Linked DNA regions of Homo sapiens: region 1 is linked to region 2. Evidence: read pairs that join two places in POLR2A ChIA-PET (ENCODE). Cell type or tissue: A673. All regions are shown on one strand. Links, peaks and the distances in the headings refer to the core of each region. The heading gives the core; the rest is flanking DNA.

Region 1 (5,394 bases), core at 143-5,142, 65 kb before region 2:
TGATGCTGATGCTAATATGGAGGTAAACAATGCCATCCTGGTCAAGGGGAAATTTGGATCTATAAAAATAGTCATCATTCACACTAGGTACCAGGTGTTATTCTAAGAAGTATAATACCTTTCCATATATTAAATTATTCAATACTCTTAACAGCTCCATGACTTAGATACTACTATTTCTTTCATTTTTGAGACTGGGAAATCAAAGTCAAAAGAAACTACATAATTTGTCCACAATTACAAAGCTGGTAAGTGGCAGAGTTTCTGGGTGTGTGTTGCAAATACTGAAAATTCCCATAAGTCAAACAGAAGTGAGGAAAAGCTGGAAGAGGGTCAGAAGTGTAGGGAAGGTGGTGGAAATCGGAAGCATGGGGAAGAGCAGCTCCCTCTTAACCTCCTCCAAAATTCTCAGTCCTGAGAGCTTGTGATTTCTGTGTCTTATTTTTGTAGTGGGCTCATTGAGCAACTCTGAGGACATCAGTTTTGAAAGCAAGTGAAAGTCTGAGGAAACTTTTCCTTTTTGGTGAACAAGGTAAGCCTGATGGGGTCATGTGTTGGTCTGCAACCTCTTTCAACATATCATATCAGTTGGTATGTCTCTAGCTGCTAGTATCAGAGAACCTCAGCTCCAGATGCCTTAAACACTAAAGGAATTTATCATCCCACAGAGTTCAAGTTAGGTTGACTCCAAGGTTTGTTAACTGAAGAGCTCCATAATATCTTCGAGAATGCAGGTCCCTTTCATGTGTCTATCCTGTCATCTACAGAGTGGAAGTCCGTCCACCTCAGGGTAGCAAAATGTCTGTCACAGTTCTGTGCACAGATCCTGACACAACTGTGAGAAAAGAGGGACTGGCTTTCCTTGATCACGTGATGAATATATATCTAGCCTTAAAAGAATCACTAGCAAAGTGATATGGTTTGGCTGTGTCCCCACCGAAATCTCATCTTGAATTGTAGCTCCCATAATTCTCACGTGTCATGAGAGGGACCTGGTGGGAGGTAATTGAATCATGGGGGTGGGTCTTTCCTGTGCTTTTTCTTGTGATAGTGAGTAAGTCTCCTGAGATCTGATGGTTTTTTTAAAGGGGAGTTCCCCTGCACACACTCTCTTGCCTGCCACCATGTAAGACATCTTTTTGCTCTTCCTTCGTCTTCCACCATGATTGTGAGGTCTCCCCAGCCAGGTGGAACTGTGAGTCTATTAAACCTCTTTCCTTTATAAATTAACCCAGCCTCAGGTATGTCTTTATTAGCAGCAAGAGAACAGACTAATACACAAGGAAAACAGGATTGCTGCGAAAGTCAAAAATCTGTCCAAATATACCCTTGGATTGGGGATTGGGCCACCTTCCCTGAGCATATTGCATAGAAGAAGGTGGACACCCAGCAAGAAAGAATGGGAGGACGGATGTTACAGGGGCAACCATGTCTACTACAAAAGCGTTAATATTATATTGTTATTTGTTGGGATTGCATGATATTATTGTATATTTGTACAGAATAGTGAGGTCCTTCTACATAAAAAAAGTTATGGCCTTTTAGTTCTCACTGCTAACAGACACAACTCTGCTGTTTTCATCCTTATTTTTCTTAAAGCTCTTCTGACTTCTAGTGAATTTGTGATACCATCTAATGCACTGTCTTAGTATGCCATTTTCCTTCATTTTTATTTATTTGTTTTTCTGATGCATTAATCTGCTAGTTTGAATATATTTTAAAAATATTTTCCTGACCTTAAATGATGAATTGTGGTAAAAGTAATCAACAGTTTTTGATGAAACTCATACCATTTTTATTTTGGAAAAATTTCAGAAAATCCTGATATAGTCTTTGTGGTTTTTAAATGAACTGAATGAGCATATCTAAGTTAATAAACAGTGAAATACTTTTGATATTTGAGTGAGTAAAAAATGTAATCTTTTAATCTCTATAAAATTAAAGTTTACAGAGATTTAAAGGATGGTTTTATAAATTAAAAATTAAAGTTCACAGAGGTTTAAAAGATGAGCAAAACTCCATGAAATGGAGAAAAAAAAAATCCCCAAAGAGGAATTATGTAGGAAGAGGGCAAAAAACATCGAAAAAATTATTCTTTGAAACCACTCAACTTGGTGTTTTTTTAAAAAATGACTCCTTTTGGCTGGGTGCGGTGGCTCATGCCTGTAATCCCAGCACTTTGGGAGGCCCAGGCAGGTGGATCACGAGATCAGGAGATAGAGACCATCCTGGCTAACACAGTGAAACCCTGTCTTTACGAAAAATACAAAAAATTAACTGGGTGTGGTGGCAGGTGCCTGTAGTCCCAGCTACTCAGGAGGCTGAGGTAGAAGGCCTGGGCGACAGAGCGAGACTCTGTCAAAAAAGAAAAAAAAAAAGAAAAAAAAATGACTCCTTTCTCACAAAATTAAAATTAAAATTAAAGTGAGTGATGATATCCACATGCCAGACTGAGAGCCCTCATAACTCTAGGAGTCACGGGTGGAAGAGACAAGTACATCTTTCACATTCATCGTCAACTAAAGTGTCTGAGAACTTTGCAGTTTTTCATTTTGGGCTATACTTGAAAAACTTTAACATATATGAATTGAATGTATGTTGAATGAATTTGACATTCATGATTTTTTTTTCCTTTGCCTTGATCAAAGATGAAAGAACAATTAAGAGCTGTTTCAACCCCTTGGAAACAAATTAGGAGTATTTGAGCAATTAACGTTACAAAATCTCTTGCTTTTGAGACTCCCTGCAGCAAAGAGTTAATGCTTGAGCTATTTAAAATTCAGTGGTGGTTAAGAAGGCAATTACAGGGCTCTTTCTCATTACAGGACCATATCAAATTTTCCTTAAGCAGTTTTTCATTATTCCAGCCTGTTTTTTAAAAACAGGATTTCTAATTTCATTGCAATTTCAGGTGCCTTGTTCAGCACTTTTACCCATTTTTTTGCAAGTATACTGTGGGCTACCTTGGATACTGTCATATTTCTGAACTAAAATGTTAGATGCAGAAACTGTCATTTTTCCTTCATTTCTTATAAAAACAATTCCCCCTGTCTCTTATGTGATCCTACTCTCAACAGTGAGGAAAATAGGACTCTAATTTTATTCATTTCTTGTAATAAATGTGTTTTTCATGGAAATTACCACCATAATCCACAAACGATAGTAGAGCTCAAACTGTGTGAAAAACAATATGATATATATGTACCAAGATTGCAAAATTTGCCAGTTGGGGCAGACAGCCCCAAACAAACATCAACAAAACAACTCTGTAAGGAGGATAATAGAGGAAGCACAGACAACTGGATGCCCTTAGACTGCTAGGAGAGTTTGCTAACGGAAAGTTTGCTAGGGAAATAAGATCAGAGTTGAGTCTTGAAGAAAGGGAGGGAGGTTTCCAAGCAAAAGAAGGGACAAAAGGCATATAGAGCAAAGGGTGTGTGCTATGAAATCAACTATTTATTTAGGATATCTTTTCTAATACTGAGAGGCATTTCATGAGCTAGAAAATCCCCATGGTACACCTCTCACGATCACTTGTCTTTGTTTTATCAGCCCTTTTCCCCCTCCACATCACTCTCTGCTCTTTTTCTTCCCATAGCAGCAAGTACTTTACATAAAAACTCTTCAAAATACATTTCCCTCATACATTTCATTTTGTTGTTGTTGTGTGACTATTTGAAGATAATATGTCTCCTGATGTCTTCCGTACATTGGAAAAGGAAAGGCTCAGTGGTACTTTTTTTTTTTTTTTGCCTCCCCCAGGATTGGCATTATCTTCTTCATCTCTTGTCATTGTCTCAGGCTCCATTTCTTGAAAAACTGTGATGTTCTTATGTTGGTTGTTTGACCACTTCTGGTGCCTACTTCTTCGCATCTATAGTTTGTGATCCTGGGTCTCAAGAACTTGTTAGCATCTACCATAGCCATGCACTGGACTTCAGTGATTTTTAAAAAGATGATTTTTGCCCTCTTCCTGCATAATTCCTCTTTTGAAATTTTTTGCTTACCACTTGGTAGAGTTGTGTTCATCCCATCAATATTCAAATTTATTCTGTTTGTTCTTCCAATGCCTGGAAATGTAGTCAAGTCTTCCTTTGCTAATTAGAAGTTGGATTGCATCTCTCTTTCAAAGCCACTCAACTTTCTGTTTAAGAAAATACAACTCCATTCCCACAACAGATATAGCCAAGAACTCTGAGTCAATCTTGACCAGTTGTAGAGTAACAGGCATGAAAGGCTGTTGATGTTATTCAAAGGCTATAGAAAAATTAGTTAGATGTTTTTTCCAAGTTGTGCTCTTTTCTCCCATGGGTCTCTGAATTATCTGCATGTACTTGAATGAGAGGGAGAAGAGGTGTTCACTTTTCTTTGAAGACTTTTACTTTCTTGGTTCCATATACAATTAAGGCTGTCACGTTTTTAACAGATGATGCACCAACAGATGAGGTGGGCTTCTCGAGTTGCTCAAGGGGCCATATCTTGTGTAACATAAGCAAGTTGTGACCTCAGGAAAAATACTTAATCTCCTTTGTCTCAATTTCCTTATCAGTAATATGGGGAATAATAATGGTACCTATCTCCTATGATCATTGAGCCCAAAACAACCATGTCTATCTAAAAAATCCAGATTCTTCTACGGGATTTGCTCACACTGTCCTGAGAATATTAGAGAATTTGCCTTTTAAGGTCATCTTATTAAGCTGTAGTTCTTTGGAAAGAGCGGTTAGATCATGTTGGATTATCTTGTATTAAAATAGATATGCCCCTATTCCTAACCAGCTTGTTTGAAACAATAATAAAATAATAACGACAATAATAAAAGCTTATAAATGACTGTTTGGAATAATATTGAGTCATGGTAATTTTCTTCAGGAGAGTAACTAGAACATTTAATCAATCCCAGAATAGATTTTTTTATTAAAATGGTTGGAAGGAGCATTTTATGTTTGAGCATAGAAGACACTTAACAGATGTATAAAGAACTAAAGAGAAGCCTTCATGGAGAATTACTGGCTTCACTGCTCATTGTAGAGAACTTGTTGGATGAGAGACTAGCTAGCCCAGGGCTGTATACCTATTAATTACTCAGCATGGGTGGATTACATGATGGATCCGTATTTGGGTTTTTTTTTTTTTTTTTGAGACAGAGTTTTGCTCTTGTTGCCCATGCTGGAGTGCAACGGCATGATCCCACCTCACTGCAACCTTGGCCTCCTGGTTCAAGGAATTCTCCTGCCTCAGCCTCCTGAGTAGCTGGGATTACAGGCAGGTACCACCACGTCTGGCTAATTTTGTATTTTTTTGTAGAGATGGGGTTTCACTATGTTGGTCAGGCTGGTCTTGAACTCCTGACCTCAGGTGATCCACCCTCCTTGGCTTCCCAAAGTGCTGGGA
Region 2 (5,394 bases), core at 289-5,288:
AACTAAATTCTGGACTTGGGTCTTTAATGATTAAATCCATCCCATATTTATTTCTGTATTTCCATCTCTAGCAGTGTCTGAATCATAGTTTTTATTGTAGAAATATCATAGAATGGACTTAAATACAAATTCTAGCTCTACCAATTATAAGTCAAAATAGTGGGCAACTTACTTATTTCTGAGCTTTAGTTTCTTCATCTGTAAAATGGAGATAAAAATACCTACTTGTTATAGTTGTCCGGAGGATTAAATTAGGTTCCAAGTACAGTGCTTGGATCATAACAGAACTCAGTAAGTGAGAGGTATTTATCATAGTCTCATAAGATAGGCAGAAATTCAATAGCCCACAATGGCTTATTGTTCTACCCACATCTTGAGCCTAGTGGAGCCAATCCATCCCAGCAACAGCCTCCTGGCATCTCACATCTACTTGGAGATTTTGAATGAGGTTTTGCATGTCTTTTGGATGATTGAAGATATTTCCAGGCAAGATGTTGACTCTGGGGCTTTAGAAGAACCGTAGCTTCTGGTTCTTGCCAAAAAGTTTAGTTCCACATAAATGAATTAGCCTAGTCAGGATGACTTTCTGGAGGGCTTTTGAGACCTATGCTGAACAAACTCAACATTTTAAGAATAATTGCAGAGTTTTCTAAAGCTGCGTTGATACTGGTTAGTTGAACTGGTCACACAGAACTGCTGGACAGAAAATTAGGTCAAACTTGGAGCAGCTAGCCAGGGCTTTGTTAAGATTTAAGGCAATCTTAGCTAAGGATGTCAGTGAATGAGCTGGTGTCATTGAGATGATGCTTGAGAAATGGGTCATATTTAGGTCTCTTCAACCCAGCATTTGATCATGCCCTAAAAAACCACTATGAGGCAAAATTTGTTGGATGAATTGGACATATAACCCCAGTCTGAGTGTATATGAATTCATATCAATCCACAAATGATGATCTCCTAGTCGTTTAGGAAAACCAAATAGGGAGAATCGAGGCACATTTTTCCAAGATTTTTTCTGTAAGACTTTAAGCCATTTCCTATTTTTTCGAGGAATTCAAAAGTACTAACATAGTTAGAAATCCTTGTAAGAAAACCTGATAGTGAGAAATCTCAGCTTAGGCCTTTTATTCCAGGACATTGTTTCCCCCTGAATTTCTAGGTTGAACCCATTGGCTATCCAAATGGTCCAAACACTGCTAGCTAACCTCTCTATTGATGCTTTCCAATTTATATGAAAATTATGTGTTTATTTGCATGTCATCCCCATTAGCTGAAAGGCTCATCAAAGGCAAAAAAATCACTTATTTTTGTATTAGTTAACAATTGTGCATTTAGCAATGTATCTGGCACCTAGTAGGTATTACAATTTATTGAGTCAGTGGCTGATTGTTCATTTAGCAGAAACACATGGGATCTCTTATATGGCAAGATTCTGTTGCATTCTTAAAGTATATGTCAACATATACAGTTTTTAGAAACTCATATCTTTAATAAAATAAAGTTTAAAATTTATATCCATATAAATTATTGAAATATATAATCAGGTTATCTGGTAAGGCAGAGGAATGATTATGAATTATAAATCTGAGAGGTTGAAAGTTAATTGCTGTATTATTCCCTGGATTGTTCACATTCATGGAAGGTATTCAACTCATCTGATTCAACAGGAGAAGGGAAATATTTATAGTACAACTTCCTTTCGATTGCAAATGAATTCTAGTTACGTATGTGTCACATTTTTCCCAAACAGTGAAAAGACTTTTTTTTTAAGTAGATGAAAGTATTTTCATCAGCACTCAACTTCTGAGCTTCCCTTTCTGAGATCAGATATTGTGAAAGACAGTAACAGAGATATAAAGAATTATTAGCTACTAAGCTTGAAGTCTGATAAATACCCATTTAAAAAACTATATAAGCTATTAAAGTTGGCTCTCATATAAAAGAGAGAGAACTCTCTGTTTTATTCAAATAAATATGATTTTAAAAGAATGATGGCTGTGGTCATGATAAGAAATATGGCCTTTCATATTTATAATGTGTCCTCCATTCATCTTGGTTATAACAGGAAATGGTAATGTAATTTCTTTGTGGGCAAAGATGAAAAAATAATCCTTGTCTGTAAAACTTTCTTACAACGACGACAACAATTACAACAGTGACACCAAGAAACTATTATAACAAGTTGCTAGAACATAGATGAGATTGTCTTGCAATTAGCCATGTCTGTCTGACACACATTTCTTTCTTTGTAAGAGAAATCGTGCAGAGCAGTTTATTCCGTCTCAAAGATTTTGATAAAAGAAAAAGGAAAACTGCAATTTTTGCCACAAAAAGACAGGTGGCGTAAGCATGCAACTTTTTTTTCTTTTCTTTTCTTTCTTTCTTTTTTTTTTTTTTTAAATATAAAGTGATTATTTTCTCTTGGTTCTTTGAAAAACCTCGCTTGTGCTGGGGTTTGTGGCTGAACCCGGTGACGTCAGTGTGGCAGTGCGGAGTCAGGCGCAGCGGCTCCCTATAAGCAGAGGAGCTGTCCGTGTGCTGAAACGGCCCGAGAAGCTCGCCCGGAGAACGGGGAGGAATATGCTGTGGAGCTCCTCTGCCATATAAACAAAAAGAGGTAAGGCTGCTTTTCTCTTTGATTTATTGGAAAGTTCCAAATTGCATGCTCTTCTTTTAATTCCTAGCTGAGAAGAAAAAGACTGTTTGGCAAGCTTATGTCGATAGGATAACTGAATAGCAACCTGCTGCTCATCAGCCAATGTAAGGACACTACATATGTGTATATACATGATCGGGTCTATGCTTTATACTACTTGATGTTGGATATTTACTAACCAGAATGTTACTTAGATAATCATATAAAAAAGAGTGAAAAAGTTAAGGATTTTAGTGTCAATACACAGATTAATGTAAAGTTAACCAAGCCCAATATCTTGTTTCTTTCCAAAATTTATTATTTCTGCCACTAAGAGCCAGATACGAAGCCAGGGGTATAATTTATATGTTTAATATTCTTAACAGTAGGTTTCCAATGATACAAAGGCTGTCAAGCATGTTAGTCATAAAGGCAACCCATTTTGGAACTAGGTTTTTTTTCTTTGATATTTATCTTACAAGAGCTCTGAATTAACTAACCACATAAAATTCTTTTCTGAACTTGTATATTTGAAAGAGCTTACATTATTATCTCCTAATTTTAGTTCTAAGATGTTAACTTAGGATTTTCCTGAACACTGGATTCTTCCTTTTTCCAGGGCAAAATATTATCTTGGGTTGTAATTTGGCTGTGACCATGAATTACAGAGAAATGATCATTTTGAATACATGATGAAAATACTCATAACTTTGTAAATTGTTATTGTTATTGCTATAATTTGATTTAAAGAGGATGTTCAATATGTTGCTAAAGATTTTGTCTGGGACAAGTATTTCATTTTTTCTGTATCCCAACTAGTTGAATTGCTTAAATTACATATAGTCACCTGCATGTGTCAATGCTCTAGCCTGAATTCAACAGAAAAGACATTTTAACTTGAGAGATTTTAATGATAGCTATCAGGGGAAAAATAATGTTCTAATTATTTGGATTTCAGAAAATTCAATTTTAAATCAAACCCCATATAGAATAGTAGAGCTGTTGAAACATCTTTACTACTTGAAAGAGCTGCTACCTGGGAAAAGAATCCTTTGGGTCTCACTCAAAGGCAATAACTATGTCATTCAAACTGAAGCTGAATAGTTAAGCAAAGGGTAGCACTTCTTAGGCTGTGGTTTAAACAACTGCAATGAGTAGTCTGCTTCAACTTTACAGCAAAGTGCAGTTCCAAGATAATGATTTTAAAGATGAGCATATAATCCACATGTTAAGACTATTTCAGTATTGTGGCTTCAAAAAAAATAAGTTCAGTAAGGTTTTTAAGATTATTATTTCAAATGCCAATGTTGAAAGTTGATTACCAAAGCTACATTAATCCTGAAATAATATAAACAAGAGTGCATAATGTATTTTTATTTGAACCTCATTATTTTATGAATAAAATTACTTATAGTAAACATGTATTTATAATAAATATTTTGGAAGTATCCTCTCAAATGCCTTTCAAGATGTTTCTTTCAATAAATTAAGTACTCTGGTAAACGTGAATCATTTAAATAGGTATATACGTATGCTAAAATGTTTTCATAACTAAGCCATTATTGGGCTCTAAAAAACTGGAAACAAAATCATCAATATGATCTTGTGAACAATGGTATTTTCTACAATTGATGTCTAAGCTAACAGAAAATTGTATACATATAACTTAGCTTATCTATCACAAAACCATGATCTGGTAAAGATATGAACAAACTTGTAAACTCCTCTTACATTCATTTTGTTTACAACAAAATAGCCAATATTAAAATAGTTTTTTCAATGTTAGCAATATTAAATGTAAAACACATAAAAACTAATCCTCTTCCTAATTCCTATGTAAGATTTTAAGGCATCGGAGGAAATAATGAATGGAGATTTTTAAGTAGGAAGAATTCAGCACATCATCTGTGTTTATTTGAATTGGGATTTACATAGTGGTTATTTTAAGATTTTTCTAAACAGTATGAGTGATTTAAGATTTCACAGGTCCATACCAAAATAGACACAGACAGAAGACAAACTGAATCTGAACACTCACAAGTTCAGAAATAGACTAGCTAAAAAAACTTATGTTCTCTCTGTAGCATCTGTTATTATTTACTATACACTCTGAAGGGCTGATGAAAAGTATAACCACAATTGCATTTTGCAAGACAGTCATAATATAAATTATTAGAAGAAATATGAAGCAAAGAGATTTTAAAACACTTTATTGGTTTAGCACGTTCACACAAAAAGAAACTTCATTGGTTTAGTCTACTGGCTGGAATCTGAGAAGACCCGTGTTCTGGAGGTTATTTATGGATCATTGGATTCGGTATCAGATTGAGAACAAGTTATTTCTGAAAAATATATCTGGATAGGACTCCCCAGAAGGTAATTCGGTATGATTGACATATAAAAGTATTACTTTGTCATATATGGTCATGTAACTGCAGCTGTGTTTCAGCAACAAAATTAGATGGACATTTCAGGAAATAAACCACATGTTTTTTGACACAACTTTAAGGACATAATTTGTGGGCGCGTATGTGTAAATGCATGTTTTAAATTAAGCCAACACATTATTTTGCCAATAGACTTCAATATATAAAATAATTAAAACATCTTGGGAAGTATTTGCTGCTTTATTATAGAGAAACAACATGTACTAAACATCAAACTACAAGTTCTGTAAATGAAAAAATAAAATTTAAGAAATCTCATATCAGTGTTTTTGCTGTTGTTTTAACTAAGAGAATGCTATGCAAGTTTTTGGT

What was found. Peaks named below come from ENCODE experiments on the same cell type or tissue, not always from the same donor. Only the 100,000 strongest peaks of a DNase experiment are listed, where the experiment ranks them.
Region 1: POLR2A ChIA-PET joins it to region 2 with 7 read pairs; 1 of 35 experiments calls an interaction of 5 or more read pairs at or near these places.

What each region holds. Positions count from the first base shown.
Region 1 is chr2:223,663,983-223,669,376 of GRCh38, reverse strand. No RefSeq gene overlaps it. Among named protein-coding and RNA genes, the nearest start is that of SCG2, 64 kb to the right of the region's middle. In A673, for the core only: no CTCF peak of the experiment used is centred there; no DNase peak of the experiment used is centred there; H3K4me3 peaks cover 631 bases; H3K27ac peaks cover 1,589 bases.
Region 2 is chr2:223,599,508-223,604,901 of GRCh38, reverse strand. SCG2 (secretogranin II) reads left to right here and starts at 2,541. Exons shown (of 2, transcript NM_003469.5): 1 at 2,541-2,617. In A673, for the core only: a CTCF peak has its summit at 2,359; a DNase peak (open chromatin) is centred at 2,501; H3K4me3 peaks cover 702 bases; H3K27ac peaks cover 627 bases.